2 separate regions of the Homo sapiens genome follow, and region 2 is linked to region 1. Evidence: chromatin loops called from intact Hi-C (ENCODE). Cell type or tissue: Caco-2. All regions are shown on one strand. Each heading gives the region's core, and the rest is flanking DNA. Links, peaks and the distances in the headings are about the cores only. Region 1 has its middle 270 kb from the start of RFPL4B. Region 2 has its middle 9.8 kb from the start of RFPL4B.

Region 1 (12,676 bases), core at 2,712-10,711:
CAAGAACTCATAGGCTATGGATCCCATGAGCCTTCTTGAAGAAAGTACTAGAAAACACTTCAATCAACCAAAAAATGTTTGATAATCAATTGTAAAAGGAGTGATATCAAATACTGAAACTAATTCTGTGACTAAGACAAAACAAATATGTTGATTACGATACTAGAAGAGAATGTAAATAGTAGAAATCCTGACAAGGTAGAAATGAGACAGCTGAAGAAAGTCGGGAAGGGGAAGGACAGAAAGATAGGAGGTAATAAGTAATTTTTTAGATCAAGGTGAGGATCAATCGAGATTATTTTAAATGACCAAGAAACAATAGAAGTATATTTATAAAAGAAAAGATAAATATTAAATATACAAATTAATAAAAATTCACTGTCAAAGGGAAAGGAGGGAAAGAAGAAGGACATAAAAATATATCAACTTCATCATTCTTTGACAGGTAACAATAGGAAACCAATACATTTATGAATAAAAAGTAAAACTTAAAACAATAATCATTAGCCAGGTGCGGTGGCTGACGCCTGTAATCCCAGCACTTTGGGAGGCCGAGGTGAGTGGATCACTTGAGAACAGGACTTCGAGAACAGCCTGGCCAACATGGTGAAATTCTGTCTCTACTAAAAATACAAAAATTAGTTGGGCGTGATGGCGCATGTCTGTAGTCCCAGCTATTCAGGAGACTGAGACAGGAGAATTGCTTGAACACGGGAGGCAGAGGTTACAGTGAGCTGAGATCACACCACTGCACTCCAGCCTAGGCGACAGAGTGAGACTCTGTCTCACTAAATAAATAAATAAATAAATAAATAATCACTAGACAAAGACAAATTTCAAAATTACTTTTTAAAACCCCTACATACACACATGCTAGGAAAACAGAAAGTATGACATAGGCTGTGATAACAGAACTATATAAAACCAAGCTTCTTTTTTATATAAAAATTTAAATAGACTAAACACAGATGTCAAAAGAAAAAAAAATACTTAACTATATGTTTTACACAAGGAAGTCGTCAGAGCCATGTTACTTGGAAAGATGATATGTCAGTATGGAGCAGAAGAATGAAATTATTTGAAAAGATTGAAAATTTAAAAATTGAAAAGACATATTAGACAAACACAAATAGAAATCAGAGATTGCAATTTCAGTATTAGATGAGATTGGATTCAGAGTGAAAGGTATTAAATGAGATGGAGAAGATACAATTCCGGTTTCAAACCAAATGAATATCTAACAGTATGAATATATCTATATCAGGTAGGACTGCACTGCATTAGTACACATGAAGGAAAAAAGTGTATAGCAGGGGGACAGCACAAGGAGAAATAGAAATCTGTTAAGAGCAGGAAACTTTAATTCACTTCTCTTAGTCAATGATAGTTCAAGTGAACACAAAATTAGAAAATAGAATACACAAATAGAGTGATGATTTTTAAGGTAGGTCTACTTGATATACATCAAAGTCAGTAGAATGAAAACAAAGTTAACAACTTTTTTCTAAGAACACATGGAATATTCACAAACAATATTTATATTAGGTTTAAAAAGGCAATAAATTTACTGTGTGTGTGTTGTGTGTATTAGCTTTCCTAATCACAATGCAATAAAAATAGAACTTAAAACAAATTTTTAAAAACAGCAAAAATAACTACTATTGCAAAACTATACTATTACCCTCCTATCCACCCAGAAGTCTTCTCTTAAACAATTCTGCTGTCCAAGAGAAAATGGAAACCAAAATAACAGAATATATTTTACAGTTAAAACAAAGGTCCAAAGAAAATCCATAGCCTTAACTCTTTATATTAATAAAAATTTTTAAAGTTAAAGAAACATCTATATAAGGTGGTTAGAACATGAACAATCAGACAAACTTAAAAAAGAAGACTTTTTTTTAAAGTTTGTTTTTGAGATGGAGTTTCGCTCTTGTTACCCAGGCTGGAGTGCAATGGCACGATCTCGGCTCACTGCAACCTCTGCCTCCAGGGGTTCAGCAATTCTCCTGCCTCAGCCTCTGGAGTACCTGGGATTACAAGCACCCACCACCACGCCTGGCTAATTTTTGGTTTTGTTTTGTTTTTTTTCTATTTTGTTTTTGGTAGAGATGGGGTTTCACCATGTTGGTCAAGTTTGTCTTGAACTCCTGACCTCAGGTGATCCACCCACCTCAGCCTCCCAAAGTTCTGGATTACAGGCGTGAGCCACTGTGCCTGGCCAAAAGAAGACATTTTTAAAGCAGAAAGTAATTAATTTGAAACATTAAAATGTAGAATTAATTGTAAAAAGCAAACAATGTTGATTTAAAGTATAACAAAACTATAAAGGAGACTTAACCAAATGAAGATAAAAGGGAAAAATACCCAATTTGTTGTATAAAAATGATTTTAAAAAAGAAATATCCACAATGAAGGAATTAATCAAATCATAAGTGTCCACTTTGATTAATTCTATGTAAAAAAAAGATGAACATCTGATGAAATGTCTTCTAGCAAATATAAATTACTTGAAATAACCTCCTAAGAGTTAGGAAATATAAATATAATAATTAATTTGGAAGGAATACACACGGTTATCATAAGCGACACTTCCCCAAAAGACACTAAAATAGGGTTGTGTCCCTAAACTTTTAAGTTCAGATAATTTCATTGTTACTGAAAGTGGTCCAAGAACATGGCAAATAAAGGAACATTTTTGAATTCTTTTATTAAACTAGTATATTATTGATTGTAAAACTCATCAAAGGGACACCAAAAATGAAAACTAGCAGTTCTTAAATGTAGTCAGCAAACCTCTTGGTCTCCCTCTGACACGTTCAGGGAGTCTGTATGGGCAAATTATTCATAATAATATAATGAAATTATTTGCCCTTTTGACTGCGTTAACATCTGCACTGCTGGTTCAAAAGTAATAGCAGAAGCAGCACAGTGCCTTAGCTTGAATCAAGGCAGAGGCAGCTAACTGTACTCTCCATTGCTCTACACTGGTGTTTAAAAATAAGCCAGTTTTGCTTCAGAATGCCCTTGATGAAGCAATAATGATTGTTAATTTTATTAAATGTAGACTTCTGGGCATGGTCTTTTTAATATTCTGTGTGAGGCAATGGGAAGTATGAAGAACACATAAAGCACTCCTGCCACAATCAAAGCATAGGGCTGTTTAGAGGAAAAGCACTTGTGTGATCTTTGGAATTGAGAACTGAACTAGCTGCTTTTTCTCATGGAAATTGCTTAATACCTGTGAAGGCATGAAATGCTATTCAGCCTCACTTTGAGTTACTCCAATAGAATGTGAATGAAGGACAGAAAACTAAGAAAAGGAACTCTACAATTACACATACTTATTGAATTCATTAGCTAGATGCATGTTTTCATGTAGTTGCTTTGCAGGATATAAGAACATTTTAGTAACTTTCTAGATACATTATATGTCTTAAATTTTGTGGATGAAATGTATTTATATATTTAGGGACAGAAGAAAGTTATTTTAATAAATATTAACAATTTCAGAAACTTTATCCTGTGATGGATAAAATCATGTCCACTCTGCCAGAGAAGCTGGCCTCTGTATTTTCTCCACATTATATTAATGTTCAAATTGTGCTCAGATATTAGATATGTTTAGCTTTCAATATAAACATTGGCTGGTCATTTCATAATAAAATTAAGAATTAACATGTTCACATATCTGTCAATAGTTTTCCTTCACCATGTTGCCATCAATCCAAGCACATGAAGCTCTTCCTGAACTTCCTGGTTATAGAAGCGTATGCTGCTTTGAGAGTAGACAGAGAGCACGGACAAACCACCCCCACAGGGGGCTGCCCATGGGGAGACTGAAAATGGGTGTTGGTGCTCTGTTAAGGTTTTGCTTTGTGTCTTTGTAGTCTTGAACCTCCAGGTCATAAAGCGAATGATCCTCCCTGTTATATGGATTCTCAGTCTTTATGGTTCTAAGTTTTCAGATATATGAAAATAGCTCAATAAGTGATTTGACTCTCATTTACAATAATTCTAAGTCCATCACTTTATAAATGGAAACTTGAGATACTGGAGGCATCAGGGACTTCCCCAAGCTTACCCAGTAAGGCACAGCCCAAGCAGAAACCAGAATTTACATATTTAGAGCAAATAATTATAAAAACCACATACCACCCCTTTATCCACCATCTTGGGAAAGCAAGTATTCCTATCCTTACAATATTCAACTTTTGAGGAAAAAATTACATATGTATGCACTATATCTATACTATATATAGTATACAAATATATTTTTTTAACTGGGGAAGGCCCCAATTTAAAAGCTTGAAGTGCTTATCAATCTTATGAAAAGAACAACTCTGTTTACTCATATGCAAATACTATATGATAGCAAGTTCGGCCAGAGGCCTGTATGTGATGACTCATCATAACTTCAGAACAAACCCCCTCCCTAAGTCTCTAAGGAAACCTACTCCGTGGTTTTACATAAGCTGAAATCCATTTTCATGCTCCAGTTTCTCTCATGTCTTTGAAATAACAGAAGGAAAAGAACCCAGTATATATAAGTAGTTTGAGAGCTGAGAAAGATAGCATATGGCAGTGGAAATGTAAGTGTTGCTTTGATTTTGGAAAGAGAAGTGAGAAGGAGTATTCTTGAGTCAGAGCTCAATTCCACCTGAATGAGATGATTTATTTTTATGCCACAGAATGAACTTTGTGTGGGTACAGATTTATGGCAAATATACAAACACCTGCACAGATCTCATTAGAGGTTTAGAGAAACACCATTTTCCCATGACAGAAATGATTACAGATGCAATCATAATAGTATTTTTATTTAATGCAAGTGGGATTTTTTCACTCCTAAAAGCACAAAGCATTTATTAAAATGAATTAACTTATTTCCAATAAACTTTACAGCATAAAAAGATAGATAAATGACAAGTTAGCTCAAAATGACAGGTTTAAAATATAATGGAATAGAGCTCTAAGTTTATCATTTTGATTTAAAACAATCAAATAAAATAAAGAGAATCAGTGCCTTCTAGTACCTCTTTAGAAGTTTTCTATTCTGCCATCTAATTTTTGTAAAATGTTATAAAGTGAAATTTAAAAGCCACTCTCTGAGGCTGCTCCAGCACTCCCCAATAAGCTGTCCAGATTCTTGATTAAAAACATTCTTTCCATCCTGGCTTTCAAGAGAAAGAGATACCATCATCAACACCTGTGTGTTTTACAAAATCTCTTGTTCAGTCTTGACCCATTTTAGTGTTTTAAAATTGTGCATATGAACTTTTACTATCACATGAATAACCTACACCTGAATGGGCTGGAAAAATCACTAGTTTACTTTTATTGCTACCCTAAAGGAGATCTGTCTGCTTACTGCAACCCATAGAAGGAGCACTCAACTCCAGCAGATAAAATTATTATGCCAATATTGTGCACTAGGGTCCAGCAAATGTGTCTGTGCCTGAAAGCGTGACATTAATACTATTTTTACCCATGGTGTCATGGTATACGAAAGTATAAGAATCCATCGTAACTTGATCATGAGAATAATCTGCAGATCATCAGGCCTTACCTATCTGTGGATATGAATTAAGTCACCTTAACATTAATAGTCAGCATTCAGTAAAGGACCTGTTCTTGTTTCTGCCTACAAAGAATCTCAGCTATCTCCCCTACAAAGTTACCCCAATTCATCAAGTATTTCCAAGAAACACTAAGGAGGATTCTGATGTGCTTCCTTAAAGTTAGGCTTTGCTCCATAGCCACCACATGGCATCTACAATATCTGCTTTGCTTTCTCATTGATATCTACTGCCTATAAAGCCATGGGGAAAAATTCACCATTGCTACTACTGACTGTGGCCCTCAGAACAATGCAGAGCCCTTTCCAAAGATGCTTCCAATGGCACAGTCTTCAAGATCCACAGCAGTGTGCTTTCTATCTGTTTTGTTCTCCACCCTGCATTCAGCATTGACCACAACGCTTGACAGAGAGCAGACATTCAATACTCAATGAATAAAACCGATTTTCAAAATTAGATGCTTTTTCTAAATCACCAAAATTCTTAAATGAAGTTATTTTGTCCTTCTCCACAAGTTATGTGACACACTGGGAATTTATTTTCCATTAGAGTAAGAAAGACCATAGTTCACTAACGCTGGGTAAATGCAGTGATGCACTAAATCATTTTTAACAAAGCACCAACATGATCATTTGGTGGGGTATGCTCACTGCATTCCCTCATGCTCTATTGCACAAATATACGTATGTTCCTAAGCTTCCCTATGTGACCTTGGAATCTTTCACCTCCTTGGGTCATTTGCCCTTTTACCAACTTTCACATTTGATTAGCTAATTTGTAGCTTTCCTACAAGTTTATTTATCCTAGATTTTACATTCTCAAGGAAGTTTTTGTGACCTTTTATGCCCTTCCATTGTGCTCCCGTAACACTATTTGGCAATATCTTAACACTCGCCACATGGTGGCCCCACCAGTCTCCTGTCCTGTATCCTCCTCCAGACTCTAGACAGCAGAGTATGTTCTTTGAAGGCAGTGAATGCTTTCTAATTCACCATTGTATCCCCAGCATTTCAAATGAAGCTTGGCAGCTCCTTAGTGTTCCGTGAATATTGAGAATGACCTCTAATAAATCATATAGATATAGTAAATACTTCTTAGATATTTTAAACATCTATAAGACACTTAACAAAGTCGAAGATGATTAATTTAATTAGTCATAAGTAACCATATTGTTTGGGCCCTGTTCAATTAGAAAGCTGCTTGCTATTACCTCTGGCTGGTCAATATGAAGTGAATTACACTCTTGAACCAGTTTGTTAATACCTATTTAACTGCTATTTTAGCTCATTTTACATCCCAGCTATTTTTTCTTGTGTCCAATATAATTCATCTGAAGAGGCTTCATTCTACTCAATCACTATTGCTTTCATGTCATTCATTCTTTAAACATTTATTTATTGATTAGATATTATGTGACACCAGATACTCAAAGTACTAGTAATACAACACTCAACTCCAAGACAGTCAAAGTCTTTACTTTCTTGGTAGTTACATTCACGTTGATGAAGGTAGACAGTAAGCAAATAGCCAATATATCAAGAATACAATAAGAATATGAAAGTGCCAAGGTGAAAATATATTAAGGTGCTATGCCAGTGAAACACCAAGGGACTGCAGTTTAGTTAATCAAAAAGTTTTCACCGAAGTTTGAGTTGAGACCTGAATGGCAAGAAGGAGTCAAGAATGAGAAGGAAGCTCTGGGGAAACAGCTTTCCAGCTGAGGAAATAACTAATGCAAACACCCTAAGTTAGGATCCCGCTTGGCATGTTCATAGAAAAAGAATGTCTTTCTTTCCTCAATTCTCAAAATTTTAAGGTGTGGTATGCTTGTCTCTTTCATTTAAATATCTGTGGATGACGCTCGCCTGCCTGCCCGCTCCCTTGCTAGCTCGCGCTTTCGCTCACCCTCTCCTCAAGGATCCAGGGGGCTCTGACCAAAGCCTGCGGCAAGGAAGGGAGACAGAGGCGGCGGCTCAGGAGAAATGAGGCTGCAGTGGTGGTGGTAGGAAGATGTAGGGTGAGGACGAGCAGCAGAAGCAAACTATCGCTGAAGACCTGGTTGTGACCAAGTATAAGATGGGGGGCGACATTGCCCACCGGGTACTTAGGTCCTTGGTGGAAGCATCTAGCTCAGGTGTATTGGTACTGAGCCTGTGTGAGAAAAGTGATGCCGTGATTATGGAAGAAACAGGGAAAATCTTCAAGAAAGAAAAGGAAATGAAGAAAGGCATTGCTTTTCCCACCAGTATTTCAGTAAATAACTGTGTATGTCACTTCTCCCCTTTGGAGAGTGGCCAGGATTATATTCTCAAGGAAGGTGACTTGGTAAAAATTGACCTTGGGGTCTATGTGGATGGCTTCATCGCTAATGTAGCTCATACTTTTGTGGTTGATGTGGCTCAGGGGACCCAAGTAACAGGGAGGAAAGCAGATGTTATTAAGGCAGCTCACCTTTGTGCTGAAGCTGCCCTACGCCTGGTCAAACCTGGAAATCAGAACACACAAGTGACAGAAGCCTGGAACAAAGTTGCCCAGTAATTTAACTACAAGCCAATAGAAGGTATGCTGTCACACCAGTTGAAGCAGCATGTCATCGATGGAGAAAAAACCGTTATCCAGAATCCCACAGACCAGCAGAAGAAGGACCACGAAAAAGATGAATTTGAGGTATATGAAGTATACGCTGTGGATGTTCTCATCAGCTCAGGAGAGGGCAAGGCCAAGGATGCAGGACAGAGAACCCCTATTTACAAATGAGACACTCCTGAAGAGTATGGACTGAAAATGAAAACTTCACGTGCCTTCTTCAGTGGATGGAAAGGCGTTTTGATGTCATGCTGTTTACTTTAAGAGCATTTGAAGATGAGAAGAAGGCTCGGATAGGTGTGGTGGAGTGTGCCAAACATGAACTGCTGCAACCATTTAATGTTCTCCATGAGAAGGAGAGTGAATTTTTTGCCCAGTTTAAATTTACAGTTCTGCTCATGCCCAGTGGCCCCATGCGGATAACCAGTAGTCCCCTCAAGCCTGACCTCTACAAGTCTGAGATGGAGGTCCAGGATGCAGAGCTAAAGGCCCTGCTCGAGTTCTGCAAGTCGAAAAACCCAGAAAAAAAAAAGAAGGCCTCCAAGACTGCAGAAAATGCCACCAGTGGGGAAATATTAGAAGAAAATGAAGCTGGGGACTGAGGTGGGTCCCATCTCCCCAGCTTGCTGCTCCTGCCTCATCCCCTTCCCACTACACCCCAGACTCTGTGAAGTGCAGTTCTTCTTCTCCACCTAGGACATCCAGCAGAGTGGGGGTCTCCCTGCCTCCACCCCAGTTACCCAACCCACTCCTTTCCAACAACAACCGGCTCCAACTGACTCTGGTCTTGGGAGGCGAGGCTTCCTGGGCACGGAAGACTACTTTAGATGAAAAAAAGAAATTGAATAATAAAATCAGGGGTCAAAATTCATAGTCTTCAAGCCCCTCTTTCTAGCCTTTTCTACTACTCTCTGCTTGGTCAAGGTTTGTGACCCTACTACAGAACCAGGCTAAATTGGCCACCACCACTGAAAACTCAGCCAAATTTTTTTATACCATTCTGATGTTAGCATTTTTTCATCCGTTTGGGGCTTTTTCCTTTTTTCCATTCTCCCCAAGTATTTTATCTGGCTTCAAAATTAGGATTATTTTTCAGATTGTTTTTATTCAGTGTGGCCAATTCCTCATCTGATTCAGGCTGTCCAGCCAGGCCCCTCCCATTTTAGGAGCTGGAGCCTTCATTTATGAAGCGATTCTTATCTATGAAATGGATCTGAATTAGTCAATCTTTTTTCTTCCATTTTCACAAAGCTGTAAAGAAATAATCCATCTCAACCTCACCCTTTTCTCTGGAGTCAGTGGGGTCTTCCCTGCTCCATTCTACAGAAAACTGAGCTGGAAGCTCAACTGGTTTTGTTCACTGTTTGAAATATTGTGATCTCCTTCCCTTGAAAGAAAAACCAAGAACCAGAGGAGTAGACTGTCTGAAGATACAACTCCTAGCTTTCTGAAGCTATGGACTTGGATTAAATTTCTAGGGGTTTGTAGGGAAAGGTGACAAATTTCAGTACATCTGGCATGCTGTCCCAGGAAACTAGGGCTCCTACTAATTTATGAGGTTTTTAAGCACATTGAAAATGACATGACATTAAAATAAATTTGAATTTTCTCATAAAAATAAAAATAATAAATAAATAAATATCTGTGGATAATAATAGAAATAAAATAGAAATGGCCTTATTTATAAAATGAAATTTTACATGCTTTTATTTAATTTTTTTAAAAAAAGTTTCTGGCCGGGCACAGTGCCTCACACCTGTAATCCCAGCACTTTGGGAGGCCGAAGCGAGTGGATTGCGAGGTCAGGAGATCGAGAACAGCCTGGCTGGCGTGGTGAAACCCCGTCTCTGCTAAAAATACAAAAATTAGCTGGGAGTGTTGGTGTGTGCCTGTAATCCCAGCTACTTGGGAGGTTGAGGCAGGAGAATCGCTTGAAACAGGGAGTTGGAGTTTGCAGTGAGCCGAGATCGCGCCACTGCACTCCAGCCTGGCGACAGAGTGAGACCCCATCTCAAAAAAAAACACACACACACACACACACACACAAAAATGAGTTTCTTAGGAGAGATCGTCACAAAGGCTGAGGAACTAGACAAGTGGCCTCAAACCTTTTTTTTGCTGATACATAATGATCATATACCTTCCTGAGGTACATGCAATATTTTAACACATGCATACAATGTGTAGTGATCAAATTAGGGTAATTGGGATATACAATGCCTCATATGTTTGCCCTTGCTTTGTGTTGGGAAAATTCCAAATCTTTCTTTCAGCTATTTTGAAATGTACAATAAGTTATTGTAACAGTAGTTTCCCTCCTGGGCTATCGAACACTGGAACTCAACTCTTGATCTGTGTATTGCACTTGGGGATTTTATAATTAAAGCCCCATTGCTATGACACAGACAGCACCCAAGGGCTTGCTGATCACCTTTAAAACTCCAGTCCAAATTTAGGCAAAATTCCTTCCTGTGCTTTCCTTTCGTATAGTTGAGATAGGCCAGCATAACTAGAAGTGCTCCCAGAAGGTTGGTATTGCCACTAGACACCAAGCTGGCCTCTGAAACAGGCTGCCTTGGTCCAGATTGTTTTCTTCTTTGTTCCAAATCTGAGCTAAAGCTATCTCTTTCCTTGTCACCAACAAATTCAAAACATCCTTCCTTCAAAAAGTACCCACGTTTCCTGATTTGAAATTACCAGCAACATTAATGTAATTTAAGAGACAGACTTGATTCAGAGCTAATGGGCAGGACTGTGCTAAATGACACAGTAACTTGGTTCCACCCACTCTATCATGGCCATCGGATGTGACCTTCCCCACTCAAAAGCTTATTATAAAAGAGTTACTTTCTCAGCTTTCTCTGTTGATGGAGTATAAGTAGCCAAACACATTCAAGTTATCAAAATGCATATGAGTTCATCTTTTAGCCAATTAATTTACTTGTAAAGCTTTGGCCTATTAAATAATTTGTCCGAAATGATAAAAAGGAATATAAGGGTGAGGATGAACTGTATTTCCAAAAGGATATTCAAAACCATTACCTTCACTAGGGATAATTTTCCCAAACTAATTGAAATTTGAATAGAATTCGAGCTGAGCAAACAGGAACAAAGAAAAGTGGCAAATAATACGATTAAAAAATGGACAAAGTGCCTGTATAGATATTTATCAAAAGAAGAAATGGGAATGGCCAAGAAGTATATGAAACAGTGTTCAACATCACCAATTATTGGGGAAATTAAAATTAAAACCACAATGAAATATCAACTCACATCTATTATCTAAAATATGAAAGATAAGTGTTTTGGTGAGGGTGTGGAGAAAAGGGAAGCCTGGTGCACTGTTGGTGGTAATGTAAATTAGTACAGCCATTATGGAAAACAATATTGGGGTTCCTCAAAAATCTTAGAATAACCATAAGATCCAGCAGTCTCACTACTGGGTATATATCCAAAGGAAATTAAATCAGTATCTCAAAGAAATATATGCATTTCCGTGTTTATTGCAGCATTTTTCACAAAGGCCAAGATATGGAATCAACCTGAGTGTCCACAGACAGATGAATGGATAAAAGGAGGAAATCCTGCCATTTGCAACAACATTGATAAAACTGGAGGACATTATGCTGAATGAAATAAGCCAGGCCCAGAAAGGCAAATCTTGCATGATCTCATTTGCATGTGGAATTTTGAAACGTCAGAGTCATCAAAACAGAGTAGAATGGTGATTGCTAGAGGCTAGGGATTGGGAGAAATGGGGAGATGTTGGTCAAAGTGTAAAAAGTGTCAGTTATGCAGAATAAGTATGTTCAGGAGATCTGATGTACAGCATGGTAACTATAGTTAATAATACTGTATTTTATTTACTTGAGATTTGCTGAGAGAGTAGATCTTGTGTTCTCACAACAACAAAAAAAGTGGTAACTATGTGAAGTGAAGAATATGTTAATTAGCTTGATTGTCATAATCACTTTACAGTGTATGTGTTTATCAAAATATCATATTTAATACAGTACATACATTCATTTCTGTCAATTATGCCTTAATAAATCTGGAAAATTTTAAAAAACAGAGGCAGAAAGGTAGAGGCCTCTAATTTTAAAAACATAATATTAATTGAAGATGAAAACAGGTGTAAAGGAGGCAATGAATTCAAAAGCAGAGAGAACTCGGGAGTGAAAGCAGGGTAATACAAAAGTCAACTTCCTTCTCTTCTTCCTCTTCCTGTCTTGCTCTCCTTTCCCTTCTCTTTGCTTCACTCCCTCTTCTTTCCTTATCTTCCCTTTCCTTTTCTTCCATCCTAAATAACTTAATCCAAAAGCTATTAGGGGAGGTAAAGCAAGGTAGACATTGGTAAGCAGGGGAGGAGGCACCCAGATCAGTGTTAGAGCTTGAGGAGGTATGGAGGCTCACACAGAGGGGCAGCCTAGCTCAGAATGTGACAGCCCAAGGGTGTGAGGAGAATATTAGAGTAGAAGAGTGGTTCAATAGGGGGTAGTAGGGCCTGAGCA
Region 2 (12,676 bases), core at 2,227-10,226, 280 kb after region 1:
AGGAATCAACTTTCACACATGCTAATTAGATAAGATGAAGCCACTAGTGGGGAGGAGGGAATAATCAGATCTGTCAGGAATCTAAGATACTTACAAGTGGATGATATGTTTGCTCAAAACACAGTTTGCATTTTTCAAGAGGCAGCAGCTGTAGTGGGGCAGCTTTTCACAATTAGCTTCCATCCCCTGGTGTGGGGCAGGTGCTGGCTTGCAACCTCCTCTTCTCTCCCACCCGTGTCCTCTCCTCTTTTCTGCCTGGTTATACATTAAAAGGGACCCTTCTGTCTATCTTAAAGAAGATAGAGGGCATCTCTCTGAATTATTAATGCCATCAAAGCCTGCTAATGGAGTTCCCTGGCTCTTCTCTTCAAAAGGAGCTGTGTTTTGCAGATCTGGCGAATTTCATGAAGAGGAATATTTTTGGCACTTAGGATATGTAGAGTGCTCCACTTCCACACTTGTTTTAGAGTACAGACTACAGTAAAAACCAGAGATGACATGATTAGACTCCATAGTTACATATTTGATAACATGTAGTTCCTACTATAGTTCTATTAATGAACTCCTTTATTTTTGTTCCTCTAAAATTTTTGTCAAACATGTTAAGAAAAAATTGAATAATGTTCGTGCATTTTATGCACATGGTGTGCTTATAGCTGTATAAGAACCAACAACAGATTTCCACTTCTACAGCATATTATCTGCAAGAATAGTTTGCTCTCACCTGAGTCCCTATGTAAGTTTCAACAACCATAGCCACTGTGGAATAAATGAGTAGTGCTCAGTTACCCCAAGTGTGCGCACCCTTCTTTCACTGATAGGTCCCAGACCCCAAGCAGGGGCCAGAGGGGGACAGTGTGAATCCAAGGGAATTTGAGGAGTTCAAGAATATGGACACACAGGTGACCATGCCACTTGAACTCTTTACTTTTGTGGTTTCTAGAGCCAAATATAAGTGTTTTCAGATTATGCATACATTCTCTCCTCTAGTTTAGGGCTTTCAGAATATTTTTGTGTGAATGAGGAAGTGTGAATCAAAATAAGCTTCCTTTCCACCCAGCTATCTGGCATTCAATGTGTTATCAAATGCACACTATGAATCTCTCAAAATGGCTGGAGCCCCACCCCTACTCCAGGATGCAAGATACATCGAGGCAAGCTGTCTACGGTCAGTCCCACCTGGGAGCATCAGCCCCTGGGGGTTGGGAGCTCTGGACACAAGCAGAGATCCAGCCTCATGGTAACTTCCTCCTCCAACTGATTGATCCTCGTTGGTGGTTGCCCATTAGTCTCCAGATAAGGACCCAAATCCCTAACAGGTATCCTGGCCTTGGCCCTGCTGCTCTCCAGCCTCATCTTCTGAAATCAAGACACAAAGCCTCCTTTCACTACTTTCTGGTGCCCCTCCTAATCCAGGACAGGTGGTTTCTCTCTGATTGGAACCATCCCCAGCCGGCCACCCAACTAACACCTAGTCATCTTTCAGATATATCTGGGGCATTAGTTCCTCAGAAGAGTATTCCCAGAGCCTCCAAACTAGATGAGAAACCCCTGTGATGTCCTCTCCTAGATCCCTCATCCTTCCTCCATGTAAGTTATCAGAATGTTAGTTACTATTTATTCATCACTTGAGTAATCTGTGGCTCCCTCACATTAATACATAACACCTATTGAGCATGTTATATGTGCCAGGTGTTTATTCAAGTACTTCATATGGTTTTTATTATTAAATCCTCTTAGCTCTATGAGGTAGGTGCTATTATCATCTTAATCTCTTGGATAATGAATTTAAGGGTTGCGCCACCCCCAAGCTGTGTGATCTTGATGTGTTACTAACACCTGTCTGGATTGCCTAGCTCTGGCCATCTTTCACATGAGATGGAAATAAACTTCTATCTTGTTTAAACCAGTGTATTTTATAATTTTTCTATTTTGTGCATTCAATCCAATCAAAGTTTAATTAAACCAGATGCTAACCTAATTCCTTTACCTTCATGGAACTATGAATCTATGCTATTTTGACAGTCATAGCAACTCATCAGACTTCATCCATGAACCTGGAAATCCAGAATCACAAATCCCATCTTCATTTTCTACTGTATCTTTTTTTTTTTTTTTTTTTTGACAGGGTCTCTCTCTCTGTTGCCCAGGCTGGAGTGCAGTGGTGCAATCTCAGCTCACTGCAGCCTCGATCACCCGGGCTCAAGAGATCCCCCACCTCAGCCTCCCAAGTAGCTGGGACCACAGTTGTGTGCCACCACACCCAGCTAGTTTTTACTTATTTTCTGTGGAGACAGAGTCTTACCCAGGCTGGTCTCAAACTCCTAGGCTCAAGCAATCCTCTCACCTCAGCTTCTCCAGGTACTGGGATTATAGGCATGAGCCACCATGCCTGGTTCATATCTTATATTTTACTGATAGTTTACATCCTAACTGAAGAGACAGATATGATTCATTAGAACTACCATACTATTATTATTAATTTTTTTTTTGAGACAGAGTCTCACTCTGTCACCCAGGCTGGAGTGCAGTGGCGCAATCTCGGCTCACTGCCACCACTGCCTCTCAGGTTCAAGTGATTCTCCTGCTTCAGCCTCCAAAATAGCTGGGACTACAGGCACGTGCCACCACACCCAGCTAATATCTGTATTTTTAGTAGAGACAGGGTTTCCCCATGTTGGCCGGGCTGGTCTCAAACTCCTGACGTCAAGTAATCTGCCTGCCTTGGCCTCCCAAAGTGCTGGGATTACAGCACGATGAGCCACTGTGCCTGATCTTTTGCTATACTTTTAAATGTCCTTGTCAGTACTTGGCTGTCTGACTAGCTCTTCAGCTTTTAAAAAATTCTATTAGTGGGTTCCCTAGCATGGTATTATTGCAAAACAAGAAAAGATAATAACTAATTAGCAGAGTCAGCACAGTCCTGTGAACTCAGTAGAGAGAGTCAAATCTTTCAATTATGCAGTGAAATCTTTCAATTAACTGTCATCTAAACACAACACATGATCTTAGTAGCATGTTGCCCATTGTCAGGACGTTAGGCAAAATAAACTAATCAAAATAAATATTCTTCTTCAGAAGTTACCAGGAAAGCCAGCAACACCCAAGAGCACATGAACATCTATTGAGCGTCTACTATCTTTGAGGTACTCCGTTAAGTACTAGGATCCCTTCCAGAAAAAAATCATGGAATGGCACAGCCGATGTCCTTTGTGTTATAGCATGATGAAGGGAGATAAGACCAGTACGTGAGAAGGGAAATAATGTTGTGAAGTAGACAAGACTGTCTATAGTATGTTGCAGTGGACTGCTGCTTACATATATACCTTTTTAATCACATCTACATATATATAAAAAAGGAGAATGTATTTTGACTTGTTTCAGACATTCTCTTTCCAGAACCTCCATACAAGTTACGTTTATTTCTTAAAATCATCAAAGACCGGCCGGGCGCGGTGGCTCACGCCTGTAATCCCAGCACTTTGGGAGGCCGAGGCGGGCGGATCACGAGGTCAGGAGATCGAGACCATCCTGGCTGACACGGTGAAACCCCGTCTCTACTAAAAATATAAAAAAAAATTAGCCGGGCGTGGTAACGGGCGCCTGTAGTCCCAGCTACTCGGGAGGCTGAGGCAGGAGAATGGCGTGCACCCGGGAGGCGGAGCTTGCAGTGAGCCGAGATCGCGCCACTGCACTCCAGCCTGGGCGACAGAGCGAGACTCCGTCTCAAAAAAAAAAAAAAAAAAAAAATCATCAAAGACCTTCCAAACCAGTGTTAATGAACCTATCCTACATGAATGGATTCAAGATAATTGCTATAGCTTTACTTTTCTAAACAAGCCTTCCTCCCACCCTAACACAATTCCAATTACCCATTACCATAACCGTCCTACGGGAAGTGACCAACAAGTATTATGCATTGATAATTTGCAATGAGTTTATTTCTTCATGTATTCTTACCACAAATAATACACTACTATACCCCTGTATCCCATGTCCCTACAATATTTGGGGTAATTTCCTAAGTTATAGATATAAAATAGATGAGCAAGCTAAGTATAGTTCCTGAACTTGCAGACTAGTGAGGGTTAGAGACAAGTAAACTAGCAAATGTAACATGTTCTGTAAATGTTATGGTAGGGAAAGCACATCGTGCTATAGAGCAGATGAAAGAGTGCTTTGCACAAGCTTGAAAGGATCAGGATAGGTATTAGGAGAAAATGGAATCAGCTGGGTACGGTGGCTCACGCCTGTAATTCCAGCACTTTGGGAGGCCGAGGCAGGTGGATTGCCTGAGGTCAGGAGTTTGAGACCAGCCTGGCTAACATGTTGAAACCCTGTCTCTACTAAAAATACAAAAATTAAGCAGGCATGGTGGCGCACGCCTGTAGTCCCAGCTACTCAGGAGGCTGAGGCAGAAGAATCGCTTGAACCTGGGAGACGGAGGTTGCAGTGAATCAAGATCAGGCCACTGCACTCAAGACAGAGCAAGACTCTGTCTCAGAAAACAAAAAAGAGAGAGAGAGAGAAAATGGAATCTAGGTGGACTAGGTGGAGGCCTAATGGCTGAGAAGAAGGAGTCAGAGCAAGGGAAGTAAGCCATAGAAGAGTTTTTTGGTTTTTTTAAGCAAGAAAAAACATGGTCAAATGAGCATTCAAGGGATATAATTCAGCTGCAGCATGGGAAATGGATTGCAAAGGAGCAAGGCTGAAGTCAAGGAGATCAGTCAGCAGGCTGTCACAGAGATCCAAGTAAAAGATGATGGTGGCCTGATAGAAGGAAACAGCAGAAGAAACTGGTGAAAAAAAAATTTCAATAGTTTCCCAATATATTTAGGAGCCAGAATCAACAGGACTTAGTCATTCTTTGGAGGAACAAAAAGAAATCAAGAATGAATATGAGATTTCTGGCCTAGACACAGATATGGATGCTGACATCAGTGGGATAAGCAGGAAGAACAATATGTGGGATAAACAAAGCGTGAAATGTTGGTCTTACGGAAGTGCCAGTGAGACATGTCAGTGTCTCTGTAGATGTGAGGGCCTACAGTTCTGAAGGTCAGGCAAGGGATCTAGGCTACCAACAACGACTTGGAAGTGATCAGCACGGAAGTGGAATGGCAACTGGGAACCAGAAAAGTGGTTGAGACGGCCCAGGAAAACTGTGCAGAGTGAGAAAGAAGGGCCTAGAGTCAGAGCCCTGAGAAACAGCAGCATTTAACGCAAGGGGAAAGGCAATCACCAAAAGCCTGTGTCTCAGACACTGAGGAAGGAGAACCCTGCAGTCAACAACCCAAGTTTGGAATTCCAAGACTTCTAGTCAAATGGTGGCAACTCTGAAAATGCCCAGTGGTTCAGCCTAACTGGGCCAGCCTTGGGTGCCAACAGAATGAGTCAGGCCAGGAAAAGCCAAAGCTGGGACTTCCAAGAGACCATGGAATTGGACAGAACTCTGAAATCTAAATGAACAAGAGGTCTGGAAAGATAAATACAATTGAGCACATTAGTCCAAGTAGGAAAGTCTACACAGGCCAAACACTGTAAAACAGAGATCAGAGCAAAGCCCCTAATCCTAAGACACAAATCCAGCCAGGAGGGAAGGCTTGAGAAAATGTGTGTGGGTGTGTGTCTATTGAAATGAATAAATCTCAAGGTAATTAAGTGCTGTACATGATTTGTATACGACATATCTCCTTTCCTCTGAGACCTCTTCCTCTCGGGAAATTCTCTTTTTAAAAATATCTGTTACTGGTGCTGAGTAAGGTCTCCTTTGCTAATGTTTAATAATAAGTATCATACTAGAAATGATTTATTTGCTTATAATAAGAAAGTAATTATATTAAGAAAGTAATTTTAATATTCAGCAAAATGACCCCAGTCGCCTGTACCTTCTATAATAAAAAAAAGTTTAAATATACTTTAAGTCTATTGAGGAATTACTACTAAATTTTGGGGAACATATAATGCAGAAATATAAAAATGATTTAAAATATCCAACACAGTCACCTAATTAAATATGGTCTTTGAGAGTATATGGGGGTACTCATATTAGTCCACCTACGATGCTGAAAAGTCAAACCACCAAGTCCTGGTGTATCCAACATGTGCTTATGAAATGTCCAGAGTGCTTATCTGTAGGTTATCCATAGTGATCTTGTTTTAATAAAATTAATAAAATATGAAGCACAAGGAGGTTCATATAAGTGACAAGTGAAGCATATCATATAAGTGAAAGATTATTTTATGCATTTAAGTAGAGTTTTGAAGTACAGACATTTTTCAGGCTTAAAGAAGCTTAACATTCTTTGGTGCCAAAGTAGCCCAAATAACTGCAGTTGACTGAATCAGCAAAACCAAGTTTATGCAGAAAAAGCATTTCCTAGGAAGACAACCTCTCTCTCTGACTAGGCTGGAAAAACAGCATCCGTGCCCAGAGATTCAACCTCCTCCCAGTCAGTTGCCCATCCAAGGCTGAGACGGTCGGGAATCTCACACTTCTGTGTTGCACACTGCCATCTACTGTGTCTCTGCAGCAAGTGGAGCCCCAGACTTTATTTATGATCCCAGGCCTTGATGGTGGGCAGGAAACCAATCCATGAGTATCACTTTCCTTCCTTTCACTTGTGGGAGGTTTTATGAATATCAGGAAAAGATGCAAATGAGAGATGTGCACGTATGCAGTTCGATTCATGGAGATCCATGGGACGATGGTTTTAGGAATGGTTGGGGGGTGCTAAAATTAGACAAGAAATTTCCTCACTGAGAAAAACCAGTTTATAAAATTTGTAATCAATTTTTTGACATCAGGGAGAACAGACAAAAAGACATCCTGGTTTTTTTACAATCAAACCCCAAAGCATACAACTGTAATTAAGATGTCTAAATTATGTATATGTGGAAGAAAAGAAAGCATTCATGCAGATGTTTCAATTATAAAAGAAATACTTGTATAACATTCTTCTAGTGTAACTAGGCATCAGTTTTTTTAAAGGTCAACAGCCTACATTTGGTCTATATGCTCCTATTTTTAATCCTTATACCTAACTTCCTGCCATTTCTCTGCAACAGTAAGACCAAAGAAAGCAGATTGTGCATAACACTGAACTGTCGCACACAGGCTTGTTAGCTGAGCTCTTTAGCAATTCTGATAGATCAGTGGGGAGGGAGAGATTTTGATAGGATTTCATTATGGATTTAATTCACCAAATCACCCATACTGCTAACTGAATACTGGGTGGGTTTCACTTTAATAGGTATTTATAAGCTGTGCCTAGTACATGGTTGGTACATAGTCCTAGTACCTAATTCTGGTGACCTCTTGTAAGGCCAAGTTTGCTAGGAGTTAGCCAGCTGCCGAAAAGCATTGTGCATTAACAGAGAGTTTAAAACACCCCAGTTCCAAACACATTTGTTCCTAATATGATAAACATGTTCTTGTAAAAATTACTCTAAGGAGAATAACAAGTTGAGATGATCCCTTGAGCAGGGAAGTGAGAATTCAGTCCCTGGAAAACAAAAGCATCTAAAAAGATGTAGGAGTTGTGGCAGCATAGTGGGGAGAAAGCAAGGGCATTGAAAGAAAAGGAAGAAGGAACTCCTGCTTTACTATTTGATTCTGGTTTGTTCTTACCCACTTGTTCCTCAATTTAAAAGCTAAGAAGGCTCCATTACAATTTTTTTAAGTTGACTATGTCAAGGGAAGAATAGTTTTGTTGTTGTTGTTTTTTAGCAGCCAGTTTTACTTAAAGACCTTTGCAAGAATAACTTGCTTTTCAGCCTTCACAGCTCTGCAGATCTTTCAGAGGCAGTCTGAATTCCTTTTCAAGGAAAGTTAACGGTTGCAAAGCCATGGCTGTCCCTTAGGTAAGGGAGAACACAGCAAAAATTCTGCATTTCAGCTGTTCTGATTCATTTCCCCTCCAGACTGATCTGACATTTTAGTACAATCCAGCTCCTGTAGAGTTAGAGGAGGCTTCAGACCTCTAACTGTGACCACCCACAGCTCTCATTACTCAAGGGACTAAACAAAATCACTGATTTTTCTCCTCTTCAAAGTGAGATGGGTTTGTAGAAGAGGAAAGTGTTTTGCTCTTTCTCATACTTCAAAATATTTATTTATCTCATTTTTCTAATTAGTTTCTAGGATGGGCAAGGCCAAGCAAACTGTGATTTGGGCTCTCATTTTAAACTTCCTCTGCTAGCATCATGCTTATACAAGTTCATCCAGAAATTCTCCAAGTCTTCTGTTTTTCCTTCCTTTCTGTATGTGCCTGCCCAAAGAACTCCCCACATCTCCCACCACCTTGGCCATTATCCCAGGCTAAGCCAATATTATCTCTAGCCTAACTGCCACAGCAGCCTCCTAAATGGTGGCTCTGTATCCACTCTGTACCCCTTTCAGCCTCAGACCCTTTACTCTGAGCCCCCTGGTTAAAACTCTTTAGTGGATCCCCATTGTCCCTGAGATAAAGACTGAAATCCTTACACAAGCCTACAAGGCCAGGTTTTGCTCAGTGTCTGGGTGTGTCTATCTCTTTGATCTGGGCTCCCACCACACTCCCCCTTTATTCGCCATACACAATCCTTCCTTCAGTTCTATGACATGCTACACCCTGCCCCACAGTACCTGAGCGTGTTCTGATAAAATACTCTCTTGTCCTGGAGGTCACCTCCCTCCCCTCATCATCTAGTTTATTTCTCCCTAGCCTTTAAACATTACTTCTCCTGAAAGCTTTCTCTGAGCATAAACCTAGATATCTTTCTTTGACAAACTGTCTTCTGGAACTTCACTCTTTCCCTTTGGGGTAATTATTTTGGTATATAATTACTAGTGTGTTTTTATTTTTATCAAATAATCAAATTGTTTAATGTGATCATTGGTTTACAATCTGTCTCCCTTAATAGACTATGAATTACATGAGGGGATAAACAGTTTCTACTCACCGTTATATCCTGAGCACCCAGCCAGGGTCAGCTTCGTGGATGTGTGAGCTACACAGTTACATAGAAGAGCTTAGAAGGGCTGTATGCCTTGTTTAATGCTCTGCTGTCGCCGTCTTAAAATTCTTAATTTTGGAACAAGGAACTCCATATTTTAATTTAGAACTGAGACCTGCAAATTATGTAGTCTATCTTGCAACTAGAATAGGGCTTGACATACTGAAGGTACTCAATAAATATATCTTCAATGAATGATTATCTACAGAATAACTAATACACAGATGACTATGCAGCCAATTTTGCACATGAAATTCACAAATTTGTATCTTTGTGAATTTCATGTGCAAAAGGAAGGCCCTTCAAAATATACCTGTCTCTTACTAACTTACACCTGAAATCCTCATAACACAGTTAAAACATTTTATTAACAATTAGACGGAGGCTAAAACTTCTGATCTCCCTAAGAGAAATAACAAAACAAGTTCACTGAGGTATATAGCTCTGTTATTGTGATTTTCATTAAGACAAGACTTGTGGAGGAAAGAGGAAAAGAATGGTGGCCCAGTCCTATACTGAACATTATCAAAAGGCTGAAAGTGCTGAAGTCAGACCTCATCTACTTTCTGGTGTTACATGGAACCTACTCTATCACTTGTCAAGCATGTACTACCACTAGATTCCTTGATTAGGTCAACGTCAGACATGAATTTTATTAACTCATATAGTGAAATTTGGTTTCCAGGAGGCTTTTCCTAGATGCGTGATCCAAGACAAGTTATTTAACCTCTGAAACTTAGTTTTCTCATCTGTGAATTAGGGAAAATAGAGCCTAATTTATAGTACTGTGAGGATTAGAGATAATATTTGTAAAGCACTTATCATTCTGGCATGTAGTCACAACTCAAATCATCACAATGATAATACTAAAAAGAGGCAGAAGTCACCAGTGGGGTTTATATGTATACCACCATTTGCTTAACATTTACTCAAGAAAAAGTATTTTTCCTTGCTTCATTTACCATTTACTGATTGTACTGAGTAACAAAATTTAGAAGTTATTTAATAGAATTAACCTCTTGATATTTATTTGAAGCTGGCTTTATATTATACAAATAATGTTACTATTAATCCAAGTGGTTTGAAAGTGAGTTAACCCTTTCCCATCCTGTGGAAGTAATCAGACGGACTCAAAGATCTTTATATATATGTGTGTATATATATATGTGTGTGTGTGTATGTGTGTGTGTGTGTATGTGTATATATGTGTATATATATGTGTGTGTGTATATATATATTATATATATATATATTTAGGGTTTCTTTGTTTTTTTGTTTGTTTGTTTGTTTGTTTGAGACAGAAACTCACTCTGTCGCCCAGGCTGGAGTGCAGTGGCACAATCTCAGCTCACTGAAACCTCTGCCTCCTGGGTTCAAGTGATTATCCTGCCTCAGCTTCCTGAGTAACTGGGATTACAGGCACACGCCACCACACCTGGCTAATATTTGTATTTTTGGTAGAGATAGGGTTTCACCATGTTGGTCAGGCTGGCCTCGAACTCCTGACCTAGTGATCCACCCGCCTCAGCCTCCCAAAGTGCTGGGATTACAGGCGTGAGCCACCACTCCTAGCCAAAGCTCTTTATACTTTAAAAATATTTCAAGGATTACTTTTTATCACTGGAAGTAGTGTGTCCATTAAACCTAGACTTTATTTCTACTTACTAATGAGTGACTGTGTTACAATCTTCTCACTAACCTGCAGAGATGAGCAAGGAGCTCTGTTGTCCCAGAATTGAATTATTGACCTAGGATACAGTTGGTCCCAGAGGGAATTGGTGATAAAATGATAAAACTGGGCCAGAGATTGAGCAAGTAGTGAGTGGAGGTACAGAAGCTAATTTCTAAGATCATGGTAGTAGAGATGAAGATATGCTCTTGTATTTTTTCAGTTTGTTACAAAAGAAAAAATAGCAGATATATACATGAGAGAATCTAATTCCTTGTCATTTTTCTCACCATGGTGATTTCATCCCTGGGTTCATAAAGCAATATCGGTAAGAGATTGAAACCAAAGGTCTCCAAACCCTGAAGCTTGTATCAGTCTAATTATGGAAGTATTTAGAGATGTCAGCTTTTGGGATAACCATTCATCATCCTGCCAGCCACCCATTCTGTGCTACAATAATTTTCAAGGCCTTCCTATATACCAAAAACACTGATGGGTGCTAAAGGTATAAAATGAATGTCACTGACTTTGACTCAAGAAATTCACTCTAGACTGGTAACCCAACTAACCCTAATAGAGTAGGTAGTTGCCTGACTCCGGATGTTGGGGGATGAGGAAGATGGACACTTGAATCATGAGGAAAGAGCCTCTAATTGTGCTGGAGTCATGGGTAAGGAATCCTTTGTTTACAACTCCCATGTGGAATATTCCATACACTACATAAGAGTAATTAGCACATGTGTCTTCTATTTCCTGCTGGGTCACATTCTCCTTACAAACCAGGAGGCCACATTCTACTCCTCCATGTCTCGCCTGCATTGCCCCGCACAATGCCCAGCATAGCATCACTAAAATTTCCATTGGAATGACTTCAATTACAGAATGCTTTTGAGAAAAAAAAAAATGAAACTTCAAGTACAAGTGGAACGAAAGAGTAAGCAATGGACAGAGAGGTTAGTCTTTCAAAGATATCAAAGAATTAGGGCCGAATTTTTAGGTTACTGATCTTGCCAAGGAACTGCTGAAGATGAGCCTTTTGCACCCATGTGCTGACTGCCAGATGTTCAAAAATGGTGACCCAACAAAAGAATAAAATGGTCAAATTTGCAATGAGGATTCTTTTTTAAAAAAAAGTAAATTTCCTTCAAACTACTTTTGATATTGTTAAAAGAGGCTCCAAAGACTTACTTTAAAATCATGTTCAAAAACTCCCATATATGAGCAGGTCCAATACCCTGGGCAATCTGACCTATTAAAACACAAAGATTCTCCACTGGCTCATATAACCATGGAACTTTTTTTTCAAATTTATGAATCAAGGCTTTAGTGTGAATAGACAGTGAGGGAATTTTTTCTGAATAGCCTCCCTATAATCATGGTTCATGACATTTTATAATGCAATTATTGTGGGACGTATCATAACATAATTGAGATTCTAGAAATGGGGATGGGAGGGAATAGAAGGGACACAGTTACTCAAGAAAATGCAAATGCCATTTTACTTGCAAATTAAATGTAAAATCTAATGAAGTGGGTGTAGAAATTGATTGAAAAATTAATTGAGAGAAACAAATTTGGAATATGTCTGTAAGGAACATCTGTAAGTAATTCTGCTCTGACACACCTCTTCAGAGAATCAAGTGCTTCCTGTTAGCTAAAACTTGAATGGAAGCCAGGCTAACGATAGATCTTTAGAACGTGTCAAAATAGTCCAATTTATACCCTGAAGCCAATTGGCGAACTCATAGACTTGCCTGGACTTGAACAAGCAACAGGGAATTTTCCAGTGCGAGCTCCAAATCAATATTTAGCCCAGAATTTGTTTGTTTGTTTAACATTTGCCTCCTTTTCTTTCTGTCATTCTCTGTCTCTCATTGATGATAACTTTTAAAAATAAGCTGGACATGTCAAGACATTTTGTCTTTAAATACTTCAGCATGTAGCACCTAAGAAAAAAGGCATTCTCCTTTATAATCACACTATCACAATTAAGAATTAAGCTCCAAGTTT

What was found. Peaks named below come from ENCODE experiments on the same cell type or tissue, not always from the same donor. Only the 100,000 strongest peaks of a DNase experiment are listed, where the experiment ranks them.
Region 2: it touches region 1 in a loop (14-fold over the local background); 2 of 110 quality-filtered maps call a loop at or near these places.

Annotation. Positions count from the first base shown.
Region 1 is chr6:112,612,794-112,625,469 of GRCh38, reverse strand. It overlaps the pseudogene PA2G4P5. Among named protein-coding and RNA genes, the nearest start is that of RFPL4B, 270 kb to the right of the region's middle. In Caco-2, for the core only: no CTCF peak of the experiment used is centred there; no DNase peak of the experiment used is centred there.
Region 2 is chr6:112,331,197-112,343,872 of GRCh38, reverse strand. No RefSeq gene overlaps it. Among named protein-coding and RNA genes, the nearest start is that of RFPL4B, 9.8 kb to the left of the region's middle. In Caco-2, for the core only: a CTCF peak has its summit at 6,532 (motif pointing left); a DNase peak (open chromatin) is centred at 6,492.